Regions from separate parts of the Homo sapiens genome. Here all the other regions are linked to region 6. Evidence: chromatin loops called from intact Hi-C (ENCODE). Cell type or tissue: IMR-90. All regions are shown on one strand. Region 1 holds the start of C14orf132 (chromosome 14 open reading frame 132). Region 2 has its middle 7.5 kb from the start of BDKRB1-AS1. Region 3 holds the start of BDKRB2 (bradykinin receptor B2). Region 4 has its middle 21 kb from the start of C14orf132. Region 5 holds the start of BDKRB1 (bradykinin receptor B1). Region 6 overlaps LOC124903374 (a long non-coding RNA gene).

What was found. A loop is a pair of places that touch in the nucleus more often than their neighbours do. Peaks named below come from ENCODE experiments on the same cell type or tissue, not always from the same donor. Only the 100,000 strongest peaks of a DNase experiment are listed, where the experiment ranks them.
Region 1: a loop joins it to region 6, with 4 times the contacts of the local background. A loop is called at or near these places in 15 of 110 quality-filtered maps.
Region 2: it touches region 6 in a loop (12-fold over the local background); 105 of 110 quality-filtered maps call a loop at or near these places.
Region 3: a loop joins it to region 6, with 5 times the contacts of the local background. A loop is called at or near these places in 17 of 110 quality-filtered maps.
Region 4: it touches region 6 in a loop (4-fold over the local background); 23 of 110 quality-filtered maps call a loop at or near these places.
Region 5: it touches region 6 in a loop (7-fold over the local background); 6 of 110 quality-filtered maps call a loop at or near these places.

The regions. Positions count from the first base shown.
Region 1 is chr14:96,038,227-96,042,226 of GRCh38, forward strand. It overlaps C14orf132 (chromosome 14 open reading frame 132), which reads left to right and starts at 1,136. Exons shown (of 2, transcript NM_001252507.3): 1 at 1,136-1,301. The coding sequence starts at 1,275. RefSeq lists silencers at 986-1,175, 1,196-1,245. In IMR-90, a CTCF peak has its summit at 1,767; a DNase peak (open chromatin) is centred at 2,785; H3K4me3 peaks cover 1,969 bases; H3K27ac peaks cover 943 bases; H3K27me3 peaks cover 744 bases.
Region 2 is chr14:96,274,099-96,278,098 of GRCh38, forward strand. No RefSeq gene overlaps it. Among named protein-coding and RNA genes, the nearest start is that of BDKRB1-AS1, 7.5 kb to the left of the region's middle. In IMR-90, a CTCF peak has its summit at 1,596 (motif pointing left); DNase peaks (open chromatin) are centred at 623 and 1,533; H3K27ac peaks cover 1,565 bases.
Region 3 is chr14:96,202,336-96,206,335 of GRCh38, forward strand. BDKRB2 (bradykinin receptor B2) reads left to right here and starts at 2,504. Exons shown (of 3, transcript NM_001379692.1): 1 at 2,504-2,624. RefSeq lists an enhancer at 1,965-2,840. In IMR-90, no CTCF peak of the experiment used is centred here; DNase peaks (open chromatin) are centred at 1,476 and 2,436; H3K4me3 peaks cover 2,212 bases; H3K27ac peaks cover 2,677 bases.
Region 4 is chr14:96,015,891-96,019,890 of GRCh38, forward strand. No RefSeq gene overlaps it. Among named protein-coding and RNA genes, the nearest start is that of C14orf132, 21 kb to the right of the region's middle. In IMR-90, no CTCF peak of the experiment used is centred here; no DNase peak of the experiment used is centred here; H3K27me3 peaks cover 384 bases.
Region 5 is chr14:96,254,993-96,258,992 of GRCh38, forward strand. It overlaps BDKRB1 (bradykinin receptor B1), which reads left to right and starts at 1,218. Exons shown (of 3, transcript NM_000710.4): 1 at 1,218-1,308. In IMR-90, a CTCF peak has its summit at 1,602; DNase peaks (open chromatin) are centred at 729, 1,179 and 1,639; H3K4me3 peaks cover 3,033 bases; H3K27ac peaks cover 3,668 bases.
Region 6 is chr14:96,098,564-96,102,563 of GRCh38, forward strand. LOC124903374 (a long non-coding RNA gene) reads left to right here. Exons shown (of 2, transcript XR_007064321.1): 2 at 78-470. Among named protein-coding and RNA genes, the nearest start is that of C14orf132, 61 kb to the left of the region's middle. In IMR-90, CTCF peaks have their summits at 371 (motif pointing left), 2,180 (motif pointing right) and 3,754; DNase peaks (open chromatin) are centred at 378 and 2,198; H3K27ac peaks cover 1,426 bases.

The sequences.
Region 1 (4,000 bases), 60 kb before region 6:
GAAAAGAAAGGAAAGTTACAGGAAAGATAACACTGAAAGCCTTCTGTAGGTCAGTGAGGTTCTGGTCCCATTCCCATAGCCACAGTCCCTACTGGGCCCCCAGCTGCCGGGGGACCTTGAACAAACCCCTCCATCTCCCTGTGCCACAGCTTCCTTGCCTGTGACAAAGTCTGGGAGTCCCAGGCTGCCCCTCACAGAGGCTCGTGATGACCATGAGTGTAAAGTACCTGGAAGAGACATCACCCAAAGGGACCAGTCGTACTCACTGAGACTCCTTAGAGTACAGCTGGTTCCCTCCCAGTGAGCCCCCGGAGGGCAAAGCCTCCACGTGTCACCAAGTCTGTGGTGTCCACCACACACACACACACACACACACACACATACAGAGCAATGGGCCCCTGTGGGCGTCTCTTCTGTTCCCCTTACTTGAACTGTGGCACCTGCATGATTTTCGATACTGGTTTGAGCTGAGAGCCATGGAGTACCCGCTGTGCAACCTGAGCACCGTGCGGTCCTCGAAGACACCACTCACAGCCTCGTCTCTATTGGATGATTAGCCATGTTAGGGCTCTCATTTATTGAGGACACCGCGTGCTATATTCCCTATCTCATTTAATTATTCGGTTCTGTATTCTCTTTTCACAGATGAGGAAATCTAGGCTCAAAGACACTATCTTGCTCAAGCTGCACAACAAAGCAGGGCTAGGATTAAACCTCGTTCTGCCCAGATGCCGAGCCGGGAGTACACCGGACTCTGGGAGGAGCGTTGGCGTGGAAAGCCAGGTCACTCCGATCTTGGTCCTCAGGCTCGGGATAACGTGTCAGCCCCAAGAGAGCGCTGCCCACAGCCCCGGGTGGGTTGGGTTCAACTGCACGGGGCGGGGCGCCAACAGCTCAGGACTTGGGTTGCAGGCTGGTTCTTGCACCAACCAGCGGGGCGGCCTCGGGCCTCAGTTTCCCCATCCCGCCCACGAAGGGAGGCGATTGCGAGCGCTTGGGGTTTCTGACGGACCCCGCCCCGGGGGTGGGGCGGGGAGTGGTCACGTGGAGGGGCGCCCCGTCCGCCGAGCCCCGCCCCACCCCGCCCCGCCCGCCCCCGCGCTCGGGGCCCTCCGCCTAGTAGAGATCTGGAGCCAGAAGCCCAGAGACAGCCGAGTGCGCCGTGCGGTCTCCGGACGCTCGCTGCTCAGCCCGATCCCCGCCAACTGTGCAGGCGGCTGACCCGCAGCGGCAGCGGCAGCAGCGAGGACTCGAGCGCTGGCTGCAGCGACACCATGGATCTCTCCTTTATGGCCGCGCAGGTAACGGGGCGTCCCCCCCACGCGCCCCGGGCCGCCAAGTTTGGGGAGGTTCGGGGCCACGGTCTCGCCCTCCACGCTGGGGCTGGGCAGTGGCGCCCGCCCGCGATCCGCGTCCCGGTCCTTTGTCCCGAGCCGGACACCCCCACTTGGTGCACGCGTCGGGGGCGGCGATCGCGGCTCTCCCGGGGTGGGGCGGGCTGCGCGCCCCGCACCCCCGCGGCTCGAGCTGTTCCCGCCCGGGCCCCTCTCGTTGGCAGGAAGGCTGCGAGGAGCCTGGGCAGCCCGAGTCGCCCCCTTCTGCCCATCCCCCACTGCTGTCCCCCTTCTGGGGTCCCGGAGCCCTCCAAGGCCGGGCCAGCTCAGACCCGCGCGAACGTGGATGGGCACACAGTCTCGCCCTTCCCCACTCTGTTTTCCCGAGGCGCCAGTAATCTGTCTCTTGCCGGTGACCTCGGGCGCCCCCTTTGCCGCCGCCTGAGGAAGGCTCTGAGACCCGCTTTGTGACCGTGACCCGCCAAGCGTCGACGCGCCGCGGTCGTTTGTCCTGTTTTGCTTTGTGTAGAGTCTGATGGAGCCACCAGTGCCCAGCGCGGCCAGAACCCCCCCACCCCCCTCCCCGACACAAACAGGCTCCCAGTGGCCGGAAAAACAAATCTCTCACAGCTTGAATTTTCCTCCGGCAGAATGCCCTGGAGTTCTGAGCTTGGGTGATGATTCTATTTCTGTGCCTTAACTCTCTTGAGCCAGAACAAAGACAAATCCCGGATTTCTCCATCAGTCTGTGACCCTAGAGAAGACCCAGAGCTGGCTCCAGGGAAGGGCTGCGTTTGGCCTGGGAGAGTAAGTCCCAATCTACCAAAGCCACATCTTGCACCTTCTCTGGTTGTGTTGGTTGGTTATGGTGGGAGCAGAGAGGTCGGGAGGCCACCCAGGCTCCCTTCTGTCTCCAGGGTGTGTGGCAGGGACCCCATCTGCTGCTGTTTTCTTTTACAGGGAACGAAGTTTGAGGGGACACTTGCTTTTTCCCCAAGCTTCACCTGTAGTGGAAGCCTGTTTAAAAAGTGACAGCAAAATCCAGACTGTGTGTGGACAGCGAGTCTGCAAATGGAGGCTTAAAAGATGCGGAAGCCCCAAGTTAGTTCTGGGGGTCTAGATCCTGGCTCTCCGGCAGCCCCTTAAGTTTTCCATGATGCTAATTGCCCTTCTGAGTATCGCTGGCCCTTTTTTTTTTGCCTGATTTTACATCTCCTGTGCCTAAATCCATACTTATAAAAATTGTCATGTAAACATCATTTTAGATAATGATGGTTTTAGCTACATGAAAACTAAGGAGGCTTTCCAGGATTTATTTCTAGACTGGAGAAGAACTGTGTCTGCCTTCCCCTCTGGATCCCACTGAACCTCCGGAATTTCCATGGTTAACAAGATAAACTGATCCCTGCTAACCCTGGAGCTGGCTGGAGCATCAGTTGCTGCCATGGCAACTTGACGAAATAAATACAGGGCTTTTTAACGTCTTCAGGCAGAATCTGCCCAGAGACCAGGTTCCTATTTTTCCTTTTTTGTTTACAATTCACATTCCACTCGGTCAATGTATTCTCCTTGACACATTTTTGACACTGGTTACATGCGCAGTACTGTGCTAGCTGCAAGGAACAGAAACATGAAGTACCACACATATGAGAACAGACGCTAAGGTTTGTTGAGCACCTACTATGTGCCAGACGCTGGGTGCTTGGCATATTTTATCACAGCAAATCCTTACAAGTCCATGACGGAGGCCCCATTTTACAGGTCAGGACACTAAACGAGATTAAATAATTTGCCCAAGAGCATGCCATTTGCAAGGAGGAGAACTGGATTTCACATCTGGGCCTGAGTATCTGCAAAGGGTTTTCCACCTTATTGCTTCATCCTGAGAAAGATACGATGTAAGGTACAGGACAGATCTATTTCAGAATGATTTCTCTCTTCTCTTCCCTCTGGGAAGTGGGCTTACTATTGTGCCTTTCTAGTAGATTGCTTTCTGCTGTTGATTCATCCCATTATCCCCATAAGGATGGGAACTGTTACTTCCCTACCTGCAATACTTCGCAGTGCTTGGCTGGAGCAAGTGCTCAGACCCTGCTCCTGGTGTGTCCTGTGGCCACCAGGTGTGTGTGACAGTCACTGTCTCTCTGTGCAGTCTTTCCCTCAGCAGGGGGCAGTTTGCAGCGAAATGTTGGTGCATCCATCCACTTGCTCAGCAAATGTCTAGTACCTGCCTTGTGACAAGCTCCGTATCAGGCACTGGGACAGGGATCCTGTGGGACAAACTTGAATAGGACGTAGATTTTCTTTCTGCATGTTTATAAAAGCTTCAAGAAATGATGGGCCCGGCTAAGACACAGAGGGGAATGGCTAAAGGGCTGGGCTGGGTTGAAGAAGGTGCCCAGCACGTAGTAGGTCCTCAAGTATTTATTAGAGGATTGGATGAGGACAAGATGTATGTTCATGAAAAGACATTAACAGGAGAAGATGGTGAATTCAAAGTGTCAAATGCCAATGCCACTGAACAGCTGTCATCATCAGGACTTTGAGAATGGGGGCTGAAGATGGATTAGAACTGTAGGCATATATCTCCTGGTGGGCCTGGGAGTTAAGACTGTTCTAGGTGGAGAGATATCGAGATAGCGAAGTCCAGAAAATATTCACAGAGT
Region 2 (4,000 bases), 180 kb after region 6:
GAATGGCACGCAGGGGAGGGAGCGGGCAGGTGGGGGTCTACATGATTCTTCCTAGTTCTGCCTGCAGTGGTGCCAGCTCAACCATCTGGCAGAGCAGAACTAGGTTGTAACGTGGCCCGTTGTCTCGAGATACTGTCCAGGTGGGAGAGAGTTTTCTAGCGGGCATACTTGAGGTTGTAAATTGACTAATGTCTCTCGAGGCAGTCTCCTGGTGGGAGAGGGGCTGGGCTCTGGAGCTTCTAAGCAAGTACATGGTTAGATAAGCTTGCCCTGTAATGAGTGTCTGGTGAAGGGAAGGTTATAAATTGCATTTCTAAAGAGCTAAGTAGGAAGTGGGGAACAGGGGGGAAGGGGGAAAAAGAAGAAAATAATAATTTAAAAAATCCAGCTCACTCTCTTTCTCTTAGAAAAATAGGTCTTCAGCCCTTGAAGAATTGGACTTTATGAAATGAAGGAGGGAGGCCATGGTGCTGGGAAGGAAAGAGTGAGCAAAGGGAGGCTTGGAGGCAGGCGCTGATGGGATGGCAGGGTAGCAGGAGGATCACACAAACTGCAGCTGGAATGATGACATAGCCAACCATGCACAATCAGTCCTAACCATCTCTGGCATGCATTGCACGTACAAGTATTTGCTAACATCATTAGAGCAGAATCTCTCTGTAAGTGCAATACGTGGCGTCAGCTCCTAACAAGTCGCTATTATTGATTTTGGGGTCTTTCCCTGGTGTTTCACAACACCCCCAGCCAATGCCTTGTGGCTTCTTCCAGTGTGATTTTCCCTTCACTGTCCTACAGCCAACCTTGTGGCAGGGAAAATGTAAGCCTGGGGAGCGGTGAGAAAGGAAGAATGGGATTCATCCATCATGAACAAAATGCCAACGTTCTTAGAACGATCAGGATCCAGTGGGACCAGGGTGACCTTGAGGGAAGTAAATCAAGCATGGAGATGCCATGTCAAATCATGTCTTTATTTAAAATTTTGAGGTTTCGTTCATCATGGATGTTTTTGCATTACTTTTTATTTTTTAAAACTTTGCATTATTGTTTGATGACAGATGTGCTCCCACCTTAGACTTTGCGCCCAGCTGAGAGCCTCACTTGCCTCACCCTAATCCCACCCTGAGTGGGAGGGTGGGGGCTGCATTTCCAGCAGAGGGATCTGGCAGAGAAGCTTCTGCAGGCTTCTATTTCACACTCATCTGTAGACAATCCTCAGAGAAGGCCACAGAAGCTCTTTATCTGTATACAAAGCACATTTCTATTCTCTCATGCCCCAAACATGGGCTTTATCAGTCTGCCGTGAAAGTGCCACCAGGGGCAATTTTCATGTTGAGAGAGGGCCTGGTGTGCTGGCCCCCAGCCCCATGTTTACAGCGAGAAATTAACCATGGAATAAAATGATGTTTTTCTTTTTAATCCACGCAGTGTCCTTGACTAAGAGGAAGCTGTCACCGACAAGCCTCGTGAGAGAGTTAGGATAGTTAGGATGTTTCCAAGTCCTTCCCACCGCGCGTGGGGTCGGAATTTGCACGGGCTCGGGTGCCATGCTTGGTAGGGGGTGATTTCCAAACCAAAGTTCCACTGAGAAGAGGGCGGGCGCCCCCTGCTGGCATCAGGGGCAGACTGCTCTTTCCCCAGACATGATTCTGCACCCACTTTCTCTCAAAGCAAACCCTTACATGGGATTCACTACAGATCCGTTCCAAAGCGAAACAGAACACAGAAACAGGACAAGGCCTCTTGAAAGGGGTTGTTTAAAGATCTCTTCAAAAAAATTTAAAAATAAACCTGTTTTGTGGGCATGTCAATAGATACAACTTCCATGGGAAGGCAGTTGACAATAGCTACCCAAATTTCAAATGGTGTCCCATATTGACACAGTGTTACCCCTTATGGTGATTTATCCATCAGATATACTTATCAGAAATGGAGAAGCAGCAAAGTTAAGTGGCTCAAAGTGAACCTTTAGGGCGGAGATTTGGCTGAAATTCCAGTTCATTGGCACCAAAGCAAATGGAAATAAAGGCTGGGCCACGTTAAGATTGCTTTCCAAATAGAACGCGGTATGGACAATTAAGAAGAAATTAAAACGGAATCTGGTGTCAAGAAAATAGTTATGTCCTGAAAGAGTGGGAGTTGAGGGGGAGTAAAACTTTAAGCTGAAATGGAGGCGTGAGGGAAACTGTATTTGGCCTTTGAAGTGTTTATTATTAATGGAAGGAGGATTTCTGTCTACAGCATTAGAACATTGATACTGTATTGAAAATAGCATAGATGTTGGCATTTTTTTCACTTGTCTTTTACTAAATGCTAAACAGTTTATGGAGGGATTGCCTTGAAGTCTCCATCACTGAAAATAACTGGGCCACATCTGGGCTGACAAAATGTTCACGTTAAGAGTTCTGGAAGTCAAGTGAGTACTTTGCACTGAGCAGTTGTGTTTTCCCCTATACTTCAGTGGAATCCAAATTTGAAAGAATGGTTCGTCCTCTTCTGGTAGCCTTAGAAATTCTTACAGTAAGGATGCACTAGTGTTCATTTTTCTCAGTTATTCCAAATCTCAAAAAACTTGGCCTCCAACACCCTTTTTGAAACTGATTTTTAAATACGACCCTTGTTGTATCTCTAAGATTAAATTTCCTTGTAAGTAGGCAATCCTAAATATCAGGCTAAAAAGGAGCTGGCTCCCCCACCTACCCCGAGGCCACCCCGGATCTGCGTTTAATGCCAGGGAAGCAGAAGTCCAGACACCCAGAAACAAGACAAGACCAGGTGGTGTCTTCAAAACCAGGAATTCCAACTCTAACAGTGCTCTCAGTGGTATATGTTCCTTTCCTCAGCATTGTGAACTGACACTCAAATCTCTCGGGGAGCAAAGCAAATTGATTTACATTTGTAAGGAACAAATGGCTGGGATGATTAACTGTTTGGTCTCTTGCATATTAGAATTTGCCATCTTTTTTTTTTCTTTTATCTTTTCTATGGTGTGGAGAGTTTGATGTCTTCTCACTGGATTCTGAGCTCCCTGGGAGCAAGGACCATATCCTTCCTCTCCAGCGCAGGCATTTGCACACAGTAGGCATTCAAGAAATGGTAACAATATCTAAGTCTTATACTTACCGTGTGCCACAGAGACACTGTTCAAAGCACTTGAATCCTCCTACCAATTGTATTATTATTTTATACAGAAGGAAACTGAAGCACAGAGAGGTTAAGTAACTTCCCCAAAGCCACACAGATCAGAAGTAGTGGAGCTTGAGTTCGACCCCAAGTAGCCTAACTCTAACGTCTACACTCTTAGCCACTGTGTCATGGTTCCCAATCTTGTCTACACATTAGTCCCCTGGGGAGCTTTAAAAATACACCCCAGGGATTGGGATTTAGCTGGTCTTGGGCATGGCCTGTGCTTTGGCATTTTTGAGAGATCCCCTGGTTCTCATGTGCAGACAAGTTCTGAGACCCAGTGCATTACACTGCCCTGCCCCATTCACCAGCAGATGTTTGCTGAATGGGATTTGCTCTGTGTGGAACTGCTTTCAGGGATATAAACAAACAAGCCCAGGGGAAAATACTCCTAACTCTGGCAACAGCATATTATCTTCAAGTGCAGCAGAATGTAATTCCAATAGAGCATGTAAGCACATGGGTCTGCAGTCAGATATTCCTGCATTCAGAGTCTAAATGGGCTGGTTATGATCTGCAGGTACCAGTCAGGCCAGGTGCTCACCAACCTCACTTTCCTTCCTTCCTGGGTACACAGGTAGACTCCATTACCCATGTTTCCTGTTGGCTGTGACCATGTGACAGAATTCTGACCAATGTGGGCATAAGTGATGTTTGCTCCTGTCTCCCTGGCTATGTATGTCCTGGCCACAAAAGTGGTCCTCCTGTCTCTCCTGTGCAGAGATCCCAGCTGGGGATTCTGAGGTTCCAGGGGATGCAGAGCCACAAGATGGAAGGAGCCTGGGCTCCTCCATCACTGCTTGAAGGAGAGCTGTCA
Region 3 (4,000 bases), 100 kb after region 6:
AATAACTGGATCCCTCCTGTGGTCCTTGCTGAACGCAGTTGGGCTGACTCGAACCTGGAGGCTTTACAGGGCTGAGCCACCCCCTGCAGACCCCAGCCAAGGAGACTGAGTGGTGAGGAGTGTGATGAGGCTGCCGCTGCAGGGACTTTGCAGGGGCGTTGAGACAAACCTTCTCATAGCAAAAATGCAGTACAAAAGTGTGCCACTCCAGACATAAACTGGGTGCTACTGAGTCCTCAAGGAACACTTTGAAATCCTCCGCCTGGCTCTGCCCATAGGCAGGGGACTGGCCTCAGGGTAAACTCCTCCGAGGCACGGGGATGTCTGAGGCATGGGGATGACTGATTCATTCACTTCTGCTTGACAATGCACTGCCTGGCTATGTGGGTATCTGATAAATGAGTGTGTGGGTGGATGGATGGAGGGAGGGAGGGAGGGAGGCAGTGAGAGAGGGAGGGATGGACTGATGGATGGACAGACAGACGGATGGATGGATGGACGGATGGACGGACAGATGGATGGATGGATGGATGGTTGGATGGATAGACGGATGGACAGACAGACAGGCGAATAAGTAAATGAATGGTTGGATAGGTGGATAGGCAGGTGGGCGGATGTGTGGGTAGATACCAGTGTAGATGAATGGAAGAGTGTGTAATTGTTTTATAAGATTAAAATATTCTTTTGATGGCAGGACACAACACAGTGACACTCAGATAAATGAAAGGTAGAACTTTTGTTTCTTACAGCTCCAAATGAGAGGCTGTCAGGCTGGGCCACACAGGATGTGCAACTGGGGACAGGGTCCAAGCAAGCTGGAGCTATAGGCGGCAGCTATGTGTGGCACGTAGGGTGGTGTTAACGAGGTTTCCTTGGCTCCCTATGGATTGGCTAACTTAAATAAGTTTGTGAGTTCCAGATGATGGGAGCTGTCCATTATTGTTTGGTACCTGGCTCCAAGGCCATCAGGGCAGGTGGCTAGTGGCCCAGAGTGTGAGAACCTGGTAAGAGAAAGGGCCAGAATGTGAACTTAATCAGCTGCTCATGAACTGGCTGGCCTCCAGCCAGGACCTCAAAACTGGTTTAAAGTAGCCTTTTTAAAAAACTATATGACAGAGATGGATGGAGATGTGTGCAGATGGACAGATGTCTTTTAGAGATTTCTGTCAATGATATTTACAGAAGCATCAACATTGGATTCAGATCCTTGAGGATTTTCAACTCATAGATACAGAGCTCTACAATATCTAAGTTGGAAGAGACTTCAGAGGGTCTCTGGACGCTCATGCAGGTCTCAATATGTTGTGGATCTCAGAGCTCTTCAATATTTTAGTGAAAGCTATAGATGAGGCTCCATAGGGGATAAAGCACAGACACACCTTTTCAGAGGGCTTGTGGACTCTGGGCAGCCTGTCCATAGACCTCTGTCCCCAACTGGCAAGTCAGGAAACTCCAGATTAAGGAGCCCCAATGTGGTTGAACAGCCAGGTGCACAGATGAGTCAACCACACAGCCAGGCCAGGGAGGGCCTTCACTCAAGAGCCTACAGCCAGTTCACAGCCAAGCCAGGGCTAGCGCCCAGGCCACCCATAAACTGATCTGAGACTCTGTTTCCCTGTCTCCATGATGATGGGATCAGGCTTGATTGCTGGTTTGTAGGCTTGTTATGAATCAAGTCACAGGGAAGAGGAGCTGATGGGCTGGGGGGACGTCCTCTGGCCCTCCTGTCTCTTCCCCAGATCCACTGGGCCCACTCTTATCTGTTCTCTTCTGAAGGAAGGGTTTTAAGGCTTCAAAAAAAAATGTTTTGAAAGTCCCTGCCCTTTCCAGCTCCTACCGTCTCAGCCCTGGGAGTGTAAAGTGCTGCAGATAGTTAGTAAGTCTTTGAGCAAAACTGAGAAAGCCAGCCTGAGCCTTGACATGGGAGAAACCTCCGCCATACATCTCCGAAGAAACGGCCGCGTGTCTCAGGGGAGCGCAAACACCCGTACCCAGGAAACAGGACAGCTTCTGCCACTGTCGCCCTTGGGAGCCGTACGTGGCATACAAAGAAATCCCAGGACTCCGCCTGCCCACCTGGCCACCCTCTGTTTACACCTTCCGCGTAAACGCCCACTGTTTACATCCAAAACTCAGACACAAAATAACCACCTCAAGAAGATAAATAATGATAAGAAATAAATGTTACGCGAGGCAAATTTATTCACATGGGGCTTCCCAGGCCACTTTGTGGTCAGCCGGGAGGGACGTTTTTGCCGTCCCACGACTCCAACGGGCAGCCGGGCTACGCAAACATGGAAATCTTCCAAGAGCCTCCCTGGCCCCCAGGGCTCAGAGGGTGGCAGAGCGGAGAGCGAAGGTGGCCGCAGCCTTCCCGGCCCCACAGCCAGCCTGGCTCCAGCTGGGCAGGAGTGCAGAGCTCAGCTGGAGGCGGAGGGGGAAGTGCCCAGGAGGCTGATGACATCACTACCCAGCCCTTGAAAGATGAGCTGTTCCCGCCGCCACTCCAGCTCTGGCTTCTGGGCTCCGAGGAGGGGTGGGGACGGTGGGGACGGTGGGGACATCAGGCTGCCCCGCAGTACCAGGGAGCGACTGAAGTGCCCATGCCGCTTGCTCCGGAGAAGGTGGGTGCCGGGCAGGGGCTGCTCCAGCCGCCTCACCTCTGCTGGGAGGACAAACTGTCCCAGCACAGAGGGAGGGAGGGAGGGCAGGCAGCGGGGAGAAGTTTCCCTGTGGTCGTGGGGAGTTGGGAAAAGTTCCCTTCCTTCCGGAGGGGAGGTCTGACAGGCGATGGGGAGAAGGGTTCCCAGCAGGAGGAATCGCCCTGTTTGTCTGTTGTAGGTTTCTCTTCTCTGAATCAAGGTGACAGACAGGCTTGTGTGTGTCCAGTGTGTGAGGGATTTCGTGATTGGATTTTCACATACTTTGAGTGGACACCTTGGAGTAAGGCAGCGAGGTGTGTGTGGTGCAGCAGGGACGGGTGCTGGGTGGAGGCTCCAGAACCTGGCTTTTCACCCACAGCTGTGCCACTCCTTGGCCCTGTGTGACCCTGGACAAGCTATTCAACCTCTCTGAGCCTCAGTTTCTCTGTCTGCAAAGCAGCCAGCTCGCTGGCTCCCTGGGGGTGGCAGGGTTAAATCAGAAGCAGGCGGGGGTGGGGGGGTTTGTGAATGTTGGCTGATGCGCCTCCAGGAGGCAGGTGGTAGTGACTACCTCAGATGGGCTTAGAGACCCTCTTCCCACGGTCCTGGCTGACCAGGGCAGGGGGATAGGATGGTGCAGGGGTTCCAAGCACCGGCTTTGCATCCGGCCCAGGTTGCAGCTCCAGCCCTGCTCTCACCCTGTGGGTGACGTTTTTGGGCGAGTTATTTTGTCCTGTCTCCTGAGCTATAAAGAAGACCTGGAAGTTCCTCTTTATGCAAAGATAGAGGTAGGCTCTTGCCTGTGAAGCACCACGTATGTCATAGGCACTAAATAAATGGCAGCCGTGATTCGAGTTGCTGAGAGTAGGTCGTTTCCGCAGCCTGGGTGGAGGTGAACAGCAGGTGTTGCTGTTCCAGGCAGGTCAGAATGTGCCTCACTGAGTCACAGGCCGCCTGTGGCTCCCCAGCCTACAGGAAGTGGGAGCCCTGGCCTGGGTGTGGGGTGATGGGGGCCTCCCTGGCCAACCCCGCCCCTAATTCCATTTCTGAGTTGGAGAAGGGCTTAGGTGGTGGGGGAACAGGTAAGCAACCCCAGAGGACATTGCAAAGAGGCCCTGCCCGAGGTTCTCTGGAGAAAAAACTGTGCTGCGTCCTTCGGGCCCTGGCAGCAGCAAGAGACATTCCACAGTTGTGAGCCCCACAAGCTTGGAGGAAGCATTTGCTGTTTCCCCTGCTTGGGGTGAGAGCAGGGGACAGCCAAGAGAAGGCGTCTTTGGATGAAAAAGAGGAAGCATGCGTGCTGTCCCCACAGGCAGCACCCCAGGCCTCATCCCAGCTCTCCCTGCAACCCTGCACTC
Region 4 (4,000 bases), 83 kb before region 6:
GGGTACACTCTGGGGGTGGGTGATGGAACTCTTCTATTCATAGTTTTGGTGATGATTACACAACCGCCTACATTTGCCAAAACTCACAACATTGTACACTAAAAAGGATAAATTTTGCTTTCTGTGCATTATATCTTAATTTTAAGATGGGTTGTTTTTTCCTTAATGCCTTAGAATCCTTATATGTTAGTACAGGGAGTAATTTGAGTACTGCATAGTTTCACACTATAAATATATTCTAATCTGTTTATCTAGTCCTTAATTGATGGTCACTGAGGTTGATTCTTTTGTTCATTTTCTTTCCTTTTCTTGCTGTTATAGCATTGCTTCAGTAAATATTCCTGTACTTGCTTTCCTATGCCATGTGTTTTTATTTCACTAAGACACACGTAAAATGAAATTCCTAGGTCGAGTTTTGCAGAATACGGACAACTCCTGGAGATTTTTCTGCCAAGTGGCAGCCTGGAGCCTTCCTGTACAGTGCAGTATGGGGCTGAATGCTGAGTACTAGTGCTCAGGTTTTCGTTTTGTAAGTTAGTTGCTTTTTGGTCTCAGAGACTTGTCTCCAGCATTATTTCTCTGTTTGGTGGATTGAACTGGCTGATATATACCCCTTCCGTGGCTCATTTATCTTGATTGCCAACAACCCTCCCTTTCAGGAGGTAGCCGATAGATGTGATTCTGAAGCTACGCAGGATTTCTTTGGCAGAAATATTAATATTTTTAAAGCAATGCTGGACAACCTTAGTTACCATAATCAATGGCCTGCTTTACTTTGCATGGATGATTGCTGCAGTGTGTGTGCATGTGTGTGTGTGAGTGTGTGTGTGTGTCTGTGTCTAATTGAAAATCCCCAGGAAAGAGAAGCAGTGGTTTCCCACAGTAATGTAAATACTGTATTTTAAAAATATATTGTTACCTATGGACTCTTGAAACTAGGAGGGATCCACTAGACTCAAAGGGAAGGAACCACAGATAAGATATTCACTGTGGAATTCTCAATGGCTAGCAGTTCCCGGCATGGAGTAAGTATGCCTTAAGTGTTGAATAAACAATCCCTCCAGGCACTCAGTCTGGGCCAGGCTGCCTGTTCATTACAGCATTTATCCTCCCAGGCTTTGTAATTAGACACGACAGCTCCCACAGCTCTTTCTCCACCCCAGCATTCTCTTCCGAGCCCTAGAGCTGCATGTCTGTTGCCTACCAGACCTCTCCACCGGGATGGTCCATGTACACCTCAACTACCATGTGCTTAAAACTGGACATGCCTTTCCCACTCTGCTCCTCCTCCAGCATCCTCACCTTGGGAAAGAGTGGGCAAAACTGCCCACTTGCTTGGCCAAACCAGAAACCTGGGCATTTTCCTTCTATGTCACCTCCCATATCTAATCAATCCCCAGTCCTAGTGAGTAGGCTTCTTAATTTTCTCTCATAAATGTCTCAGGAAATTGCTGACTGCTATCCATCCCATGATCACAGCCACATCCAGACTGTGCCCGAGAATGACTATAAGCTTTTCCCAGCTGATCTCTTAACTGGTGCCTTCCTTAATGTCATTCTCCTATTAGCAGGAGTGTTATCTTTTGAAATAAGCCTGATTAACCCACAACACCATCCTTGGAATAAAGTCCTGACTCCATGTGGCTTCCCAGTCTGCCATGACCTGTCCCTTGTCTACCTCTCCAGTCTCACTCCACACCCCTGTCCTTCCTCTCCTTCACCTTCACCTAATAATCTTTCCAGTCTCAATTAGGTATTTCTTTCTCCCATAAACCTTTGCTACCCCCTAAGTTGGGTTATTTGCCTGCCCTCTGTGCCTCTGTAATGTCTGGCACATTCTAGCTCTTTTCACAACATATTTTGATCACCTATTTAGTCATTTGGTTCTTCCACATGGTGATCATGAGCTCTGTAAGGAAAGAGGGCATAAATGTGTTCTTAGTCATTTGGCCTCCAGAAGTGACTACAATTTCTCTCAGTGTAAGTAATAATAAGGTAGTAATTGAAAAAGGAGGACAAGGAAAAAGAGGGAGAAAAGGACAGTAGTGGAGAAGAGGGAAGAGAAGGAGGAGAGAGAGAGAAGGAGAATGGGGAGAAAAAGGTGCTCAAAATATTTGTTGAATGCAGGATGGATGGGTGGATGGATGAGTGGGCGGATGGATAAATGGATGGATAGATGGATGGATAGATGGATGGATGGATGGATGGATGGATGGATGGATGGATGGATAGGTGGGTGAGTGGATTGATGGATGGATGGATGGATAGGTGGGTGAGCGGATTGATGGATGGATGGATGGATGGATGGATGGATGGGCAGATGGATGGATGGATGGGTGGGCAGATGGATGGGTGGATGGGTAGATGGATAGATTAATGGATGCTTGGCAGATCTGGGATTTGAATCTCTGATTGGCCACTTAATCTTTGGAATGTGATGATCTTTGGTGCTACCCATGGATACAGAGCTTTCTCCTTCCTCTGGCTATCTGGTAGACCACACTTCCTGCCTCCATATGGTAGATGGGGCCATGTAGCTATTTATTGTCAAGAGTTGTGAGAAACGATCTATATCACTTTTGTCCCAGAGAAGTCTGAGGTCTTCTAATGTTTCTTTCTCTCTTACATGGCAACTGACAACACTCGAGATGGTGGTTGCTCCCATCAGCCTGGGTCTTGGAATTCTGCCCTCTCCTCCTTCTCTTTCTCCTCCTTTTCCTCCTTGAGTACAATAAGCAGAACTCCGCTTCCAATTTGCTGTGAATATACAACATGAATGAGAAATACCGTTTGATATTTTAAGCAATTGAGACTTTGCTGTTGCTTACAGCGTAACCCAACCTATCCTGATTGATACAGAGTCTGAAAGAAGTGATTAGCCTTTGTGAATCAAAATCTTTTCTGTAAATGAGAATAATAATAATACAACCATAGGATTGAATAAGGCAATTCTATATGGTACATAACCCAGCACCTTTGCTGCTCCACCCTCCAGGGCTTTCTCTCCAAGGGGTGCCGTCAGCCCAGGTTACCCTTGGGAAGCCAGTCTCTTGGTTCCGAATCCTCCAAAACTTCTCTGAGATATCAAAACTCTCCTTCCTCAGCTTCAATCAACCTATTGTTATGTACCCTCTGACCCCTCTTTCCCTAGCCTATCAATTTTATCTGCTTTTGTCCAGAAACTAGCTCTTACATCACCCTGCATTCTTCTAAATTTTGTTGTTTATGTGATACTTTTTGTGTATTGAGTCCTTCAGGTTTTGACCCTTAATGTTCAACGGCAAAATTTTGTAACTTCAACAAAACACTTGCTTTTACAATTGATTGAAACTTTGTCTTTCACAACTGTTGTGTTGGCTAAGAGTATAAAAATAATGTACACAGGAACACAATTGACAACTTCGTTTTCTCAAAGGTTGGCCATTCCCCTGAGGCTGTAAGCCTCTGTCACCTAGTACACTTTTAGTGTTAGAATGATTGTGGGTAAAAAGTAATTATCTAGAATCAAAAAATATATGTGTCAATACTTCAAAATGTTCTCCTCACATCCTATTTTGGAGCAGAAGAATAAATAATGTTAACTACACTGAGAACCTGAACGCTGAAGCTGCCATGGATATCTCAGAGGGCCGTTCAGCTGCCAACTCCATCTCTGAGTCTGGGCCAGTGGGACTAAAGTCTCAGAAGGACCTGGAAAATATCGGGTCTTTGCCTTCATTAGTCATATGGGCACCTCTACCATCTGTGGTCACTACATCTGCCACATCAAGAAGGAGGGCAGATGGGTGATCCACAACCACCAGAAAGTGGGTGCCTCTGAGAAGCCACCCAAGGACCTGGAATACATCTACTTCTACCAGAGAGTGGCCAGCTAAGAGCCTGCCCTTACCCCTATGTAGCCTGAGGGCAAGGGAAGACCACCTAGCATGAAGGAGAGGAACTGAGGGATGGACTTCAGCCCCCCTACTCTGTAGCCTTTTTCCTTTTGTCCCCAGCAGCA
Region 5 (4,000 bases), 160 kb after region 6:
AGTATAGTCTAAACTCATACTGAAGGGAGAATAAGCCAGCCACGGGCTGGAGAGACCCCCGCCTACATTACTAAGTAACAGGAAAGGCTAAGATTTGGAGCCTTCCTCCGGTTCAGATCTATCCCGGGAGTAATGGAAGATGCTTGCCTGTTGACAATTTTTTTTTATTAAAAATCCCACCCAGGAGGTCTCTCCTGATAGGAGGGGACCATCCTATCCTCTAAGGCAAATTCCAGCTTCTTCCCTGAAATGTACATCCGCTACTGAGCCTCAGAATGCTATTTGTTCCACCTACTTCCACAGTTTTAAGGTCTTCAGCAACAGGAGAAGACAGCAGGAAAACTTGAAGTGCAGTTGGCTCCCGCTGAGATGTCACTAGCAGAAAAAGGGAACACAAGCAAAAGGCAAGATTCTAAAGACAGAGGTGACACCTTCTGCTCCAAACATTTGGAGGGTCACCTTTCCAGAAGTCAGACTCGAAGTCCTGAATTCTGGCATGAATGAGTTCTCCTACGTGTAGGGGGTGGCCTGGAAAGATCTTAATTTGTAAGTTGACAGGTAAGGGGCCTTCAGTTGGAGAATCTTGTCACCTGATTCTCAAAGCCAAAAATATCTTACTGTCTGAAACATGAGGTCTTGAGTAGTTCAACTTGACCCATGCAGACATAATTTGAGAGACGCCAAGGAGGATTAGGAAAAAATGTATCTGGTCTTACTCAACTCTGAACATTGCATGAGTCAAACGTTTTCCTAGCTCTCTGTTTGTGTGATGGGTCCACTCTGATGGATTCTTGGCGATGTATCTTTCATGACCAAAATTCAAAAGAGGCCATTCGAAGTGGCTCCCACAAAAGCTGCTGCAGAGCCCCAGACATTCAGAAGCCAATAGTGAAGGGGCCAAAAGCCATCCCTCAATGTTCACTGACACTTTGCGAGCCTTGGGGCAAGTTGGCGATGTCAAAACATGTTTTTAGGGCGTGTTTGCCAACATACAGGTCTTGGGCAGGATTGCAGACCTCTGCAGATGGTACCAAAGTAAAGGGGGAGATGGTAGCTGAATAATCTCTTATCATCCCTAAAGTGCAAAGTGAAATGAGAGTGGATTTTTCCTTCCAAATCCACTTGGAGTGAGTCCCGAAAGACTCACTTTTGCGGCAATCCCCACAATGACATCACTGGAGCGGAGGTTATATAATTTAAAGCAACCACATCTCCACAGCACTTCCCAGAAGAGAAAACTCCTCCAAAAGCAGCTCTCACTATCAGAAAACCCAACTACAGTTGTGAACGCCTTCATTTTCTGCCTGAGTAAGTAAATGACCACCTTTTTTTTTTCTTTTATGAGAGTACAATATGAGAGGAAATCTGTGTCTCTTAGAAAAACAAAAAACTTCCTTTTACACCTACCTATTGGCAAAATTTTCCACTTCTGTGAGGGTACTTTTTAAAAATAATTCTAAATCAATTTAAGAGACTTTTATTTCATGCCTAGTTTGGGTCTTAATTGCTTTTCCAGAACAGGAGGAGGAGGGAAAGGTTTTAGAACTCGTAGGAAGGTTCCAGTAGCTCCTTATATCAAAGTCAGGTGAAACATGTCAGGGCTGAATGCAGCCACCAGAGTTCGCATGGACTGACCAGTTACAGCCTGCAAATTCTGAATCATAAAAATTAAATTAGTCTCTCTGGGATGGCTTACAAGATTTCATAAGACCAATAACTGGTTGGGTTATTCGTGGCTTGAAAGTAGCATCTTACTATGTGACCGTGCTGATGGTCTTTAACATCTGTGGCTGAATTTCCAATGCCTTTAACATCACCATGCTGTTGAAATTGGAGTTAATTTGAAGAATTAACTAATTTGTTGAAGAAAGTCACACTGTCTCATAGCCTAGGTTAAAATGTGCAGAATTCAGAAAATACCACACAGGAATTACAGAATTGCCATCTCTTGTAGACTTGCCCAGTGCCCCTTCTGAGTTCTTCAAATAGGGTCACATATTACTAACAATATCCAGAGATATTGTTTATTGAGCACCTACTATGTTCCAGGCAAATATCAGAGCTAAAGCTGAAAACTGGCAAAGGAAGATTTCTCCTCTCTAGCCAACTTTATAAACACAGACAGCAGCAGGTGAGGACAATCCCTTTAAAAATAAGCCCCATGTGAGCAGACACATGCTGTGGCTGCAGTGGCCCCAGCCACCTCCCCGTCCTGGGGATGGGGGCGGTGTCCACTGACCTAATCAGGTTCGAGCTAAAGTCCCTGCGTAGCTGGTCGTCTCTGGCTTCCTGGGCAGGGTGCAGCCTCACCCCCGTGCTGGTTTCCTAAGGCTGCTATAATTAATTATCACAAAGTGAGTGGCTTAAAACGATGCAAGTTATTATCTTACAGTTCTGGAGATCAGGAGTTCAAACTCAGTCTCGCTGAGCTAAAGTCAAGATATTGGCTTGGCTTTGTTCTCCATCCCCATGATTCAATTATCTCCCACCAAGTCCCTCACACAACACGAGAGAATTATGGGAGCTACAACTCAAGATGAGATTTGGGTGGGGACACAGCCAAACCATATCAGTGCTCAACACCCTCCCATCTCTTCTCAAACTCTCAATGCCCCAGCCCCTCCACCACAGGTCAGGACCTCGCCTCCTTTCTCCCTGAGAAATCCCAACCAATCGCCGGGGAATTCTACAGATTCCCACCTGCCAGCCTCTGTCACCATAGACCTCAGCTTCCTGGCCATCATCAGAGATAGCTAGGAGAGGGATGGTCAGGCCATGTGTGTGCACACTGCCGGGGCACCCCAATAGTCAAAAATTATTTCCCCCAAAAATTAGTATTTACAGGTAGAAAGAGAGAGGAAAGAAGGAAGGAAGGAAAGAAGGAAGGGAAGGAAGGAAGGAAGGAAAGCAGGATGGGAGGGAGGGAAGAAGGGAGGGAGGAAGGGAGGGATGGAGGAAGGAAGGAAGGAAGGAGGGAAGGAGGGTAGGGAGGGAAGGAGAGAAGGAGGGAATGAAGGGAAGGAAGGAAGGAAGGGGAAAAAATCCAACAAAATGGTTATATTATATTGATGGTGTTATAAAGTAGTTCTAGATAAAAACTATTTTCAAAAAAGTCTTTAAATATATATGCATACACCTATGAATATTAAAGCAAAAGAAAACATGTTTATGTTAATCAACTGAACATTTAAAAATAAGATAAGCAAAATAATTGTTCTTGTTGTATATTCACATGCTACAGTTTCTTGTACCTGACTGATACCCTGTCACTGGCATTTTTCACAAGAATGTATTTTCTTCAGTGGGGTCTTGTTATTTTTAATTTTTCCATATAATTGCCTGAAATCTTTTTTCCACAAATTTTACAATTAACAAATTTAAATTAGTACCTTCAATTGACTCTTCTCTTGAACCATAATATATTGAGAAAATGTTCCCTGTGCAGGTTCTGAGTGATAAGCTCTCAGCAAATTCTGCCAGGCAGAGGCTGTTCTCAAGTCCAATTCTTTGCATATGGAATTGCATAAATATTTTAGCCCAGATATTTTCACAGGTGCTGTCTTTGTGCCTTAGTTTGGAATGTAGTGGTGCGATCTTGGCTCGCCACAACCTCCGCTTCCCAGGTTCAAGCAATTCTCCTGCCTCAGCCTCCTGTGTAGCTGGGATTACAGGCGCCTGCCACCATGCCCGGCTAATTTTTGTGTTTTCAGTAGAGACAAAGTTTCACCATGTTGGCCAGGTTGGTCTTGAACTCCTGACCTCATGTGATCCACCTGCCTCAGCCTCCCAAAGTGCTGGGATTACAGGCATGAGCCACACCGTGCCCAGCCCACACGTATTTTTTTTTAACCAGATTAAACCTTTCAAATAAGTTGTACCTACTTATAAGTTTTGAATGTTTTGTCAGATTCAGATACTGCAAAAAAAAAAAAAATCATTGGCTTTCTCAATTTCATCTCATTTCATACAGAACATGAATTTATCCAATTAAAAAGATTCT
Region 6 (4,000 bases):
AAAGCTGCAAGAAATAAATCTCTGTTGTTTCTCCAAGCTAAGACATCTCACATACATTTTCTAATTTGATCACACAGGAGCCCTGCAGTGCACTGCCCAGATGCCCTGGGAGGGCTGGTGCATTTTGGTGTGCCCCCCTCCCAGCAGCAGTGTGCCTTTGTCTCCAACTGCAACCCCTGCAGCCTGCCCTCTGGCTATGGGTCCAGCAGCTTTGCCCACACAGGAGCAGCCAGGAAGGCCAGGCAGTTTGCTCCCTTCCTCCTCCCACATGGTGGCACTGATGACAGGTGTCCCAGCTCCTTTGCCTCCAATGGGCTCTAACAACTTACACCCCGGAGCTCCCTGCAGGACCAAGCTGAGGCTGCCCCCAGCAGGACATTGCCTGAAACTGCTACCCTGGCTTTGCTTCCTGCAAACATCCCTGTTTCCCAGAAGCACTTCCTTAATAAATCACTTGCATTGAACCCTTATCTCAGGTCTGTTTCTGGGGAACACATTGAAAGAAATGGCCCTAACTCCCATGAGAGCTAGATATGTTCTTCTACATTTTACAGATCAGGAAGCTAATGCTCAGAGAGGTTAAGCAACCTGTCTAATATCACACAGCCAGTGAGTGACAGGGTAGGCTTCAAACTCAGTTCTTCTAGACCCCACAACCCAAGGCACTCCATCCTCCATTGATTAATTAGATGCCTGGGATTGCAATTAGCAATCAAGACTTCAGAAGCTGGACATTAACACCAGAGCCTTAGAGAGCTCTCTGCAGCCCAGAGTCATCGTAAACACTGGCCACAGCAGCCACAGCCCTGAGTCTCATCTGCCCTCTCTCCCGAGCCTTGTCCATCCTTTTTCTTGCTCTGTAAGCCAACCATGTGGATCCCAGGATGGAACCCTTCATGTCCATCCAGATAGCCCTGAAGAGGAGAAACACAGAGCCCCAGTTGCTGCAGGGTCTGAACCCAACTGTGACTGTTTCTACCCTGTGAAAAAGATACTTGTTGGGGGAAGGGGGGAGGGATAGCATTAGGAGATATACCTAATGTAAATGACGAGTTAACGGGTGCAGCACACCGGCATGGCACATGTGTACATATGTAACAAACCTGCACATTGGGCACATGTACCCTAGAACTTAAAGTGTAATTTTAAAAAAATAAAAAAAAGGAAAGAAATGAAACTGGTGAAAAAGGGAAATGTATAAACACATACTACAATGGCTGGCTCACTAACTGCAGTCGTCTGAGATACTGCAATGAACAAACTAAGTATTTTGAGACTTTCTGTCGAAAACTGTGATGGGTCACCATGATGGTGACCAAAGAGCCGAGATCCCGAGAAATTTCATTCTTCATACGTGCAGATGTACAAAAAGGACATCTCTCCATTTACTGAGGAAGTTTCAATGTTCGTACGTACGTGGGCAATACTTATACAAAATGTCAATATTGTGATAATGTGCTTTTGTAGAGTCAAATTTGCAAAAAAAGAAAAAAAAAAAGAAAAAGGTACTTGTTATGAAGCCACTGACGAAGGTTTTCTTATATCCATTCAAGGTTTCCCCACCTTGCAGTGTGCTTAGGGTTCCTTTTGTTTGGGGGAGGGGACAAGAACACTACTGGGCAAATGTGAACATGAAAACACCATGTGACGGATGACCAGTCAGTCACAGGCACGTGGCTGTGTGATGGCCCCATGTGACTCCTACTGGCTGGCTCCAAGTGCTGCTAGAAGCTGGATCAGAGGCGGAATCCTTGGTGGGCCGCTCAGAGCCGTGAGCACCCGGGCTCCCTTACACGCATAGGCCTGCAGCATCAGGGGGTCGTGTGAGCTGGGGCTGCCTTCAGAGGAGCTCGTGGCACGGCCGAGATGCCCTCCCTTCTCCCTTACCTACACTACCCTCCTCCCTACCTCCCTCCTCCCTACCTCCCTCCTCCCTCCCTATGCTCCCCTCCTCCCTACCTGGACTCTCCTCCTTCAAGGAGTATTGTTTGTCTGCACCTGTGCTGACGCTCAATTTTTGACTCCCTGGAGGAACATTCAAAATCCTGCCTTGCCCAAGAAACTCCAAAACATTTAATTTATTCCCAAAATTTGCCTCCGGGGCAATTACGAGTTACTGGGCCTAGAAAATCAGTCGGATGGAAAAATGCAGTGAGCCAGGACCAGCAGGGGTCAGTGTGGTATTAGGGATGGGAACAGACCCCGGCAGCCTCTGGGGTCAGTGGGTTGTCGCCCGCTGGTGGCTGCAAAGAAAAACAGAAGAAGCTCTGAGATTCCCCCCAGTACCTTTCAGGAACTCATGTTCCCATACGAGAAATAACCCACAAACCACGAGGTCCCAGAGAGGAAATTAACTGATAACTCCCTGGGATCACCCTGCCCCACCCCCAAAATAAATGCCAAGCAAACCTTCTAAGCCAGAAGCCAGACAGGTGAACAGGCCGAACCCGGTCCTCAGACCTCCTCTGATGGAACTGGGCATGGCTCTGATTTGTTTGAATAAAGCTTTGCATTGAAGTACAACATACAGAAAGAAAACTGTGTATACCGTTCAACAAATTTTGACGACGTCCTCATACTCCATAAATCCAGAAATGGGGCCAACAAGCGGAACATTCTCAGAAACGTCTTCAGCCTGCACCTTGTTGTGAAACTCACTTAAATTGGTTGCCAACAATAACAGTAACAGAAAATTTGGATTTCTGTTTTTTCTGGAGAAAATGGAAAGATTCACACAGCGGCTGCCTGCCCGTGCTTGGAACAGCAGTTCATGCCCGGCCCCCTAGCCCAGGGAAGAGGGGAGCCTGCCCTGTGCCCTCTGTTTTAAAGGCCCTCCCTGTCCTCCTCTTACATGGTCCTTCCCCACAAGGCAAGGACTCCAAAGGCCAGAAGACATGTCCACCTGGCTCTGTCCTCCCCCTTCTAGATCACACTTCTGTACTCAGGACCCCAGAATTCTGTCTGTGTTTGTATTTTTGAGAGCTGACTGCCATGGTTCAGGAGCAGCTGTCTGTGACATGAGGAAAGGGCATGTCCAAGATGTTCCAGCTGGCCGGGCGCGGTGGCTCACACCTGTAATCCCAGCACTTTGGGAGGCCGAGGTGGGTGGATCATCTGAGGTCGGGAATTTGAGACCAGCCTGGCCAACATGGAGAAACCCCGTCTCTACTAAAAATACAAATTAGCCAGCACATGGTGGTGGCACATGCCTGTAATCCCAGCTACTCAGGAAGCTGAGGCAGGAGAATCGCTTGAACCCGGGAGGTGGAGGTTGCAGTGAGCCAAGATTGCGCCATTGCACTCCAGCCTGGGCAACAAGAATGAAACTCCGTCTGTAAATAAATAAGTAAATAAGTGATGTTCAAGCTGTGGATGGGAAGACAAGGGGGGCAGACCTGGGGCCAGGCCCACTGTCCTGGGCTCCACACCCCAGCACAGCACCCTAAAAAGCCACTACTAGAGTTCACAAGAGAAACAGACCAATATAGTGTGTGTGTGTGTGTGTGTGTGTGTGTGTGTGTGTGTGTGTGTGTGTGTGTATGCGTGGGGTTGGGGGAGAGAGAGAGATTTATTTTAAGGAATAAGGAATTAGTTTGTGCAATTATGGGTCCTGGCAAGTAGGGCTGGCTGAAATTTGTAGGGCAGGCTGGTAGGCCAGATATTGCTGTCTTAGGTCCACATTCCACAGGGCAATTGCCTGGAATCTCAGGCAAAGTTTTTGTGCTTCAGTCTTGAGAATTCCTTCCTCCTGGGGGAAAGTCTATCCCCTGAGGCCTTCAACAGATTAGATGAGGCCCAGCCACATGATGGAAGGTCATCTACTTAACTCAAAGTCTAGTAACTTAAATGTCAATCACATCTAAAATATACTTGCACAGCACCAGCTAGGCTGGGTTTGACCAAATAACTGGGCCACCATAGCTTAGCCAAGTTGACATAAAAGTCACCATCACAGATTCCCAGAAGGCTATATTCAAACCCAGCCTTCCTTCTAGGGTGC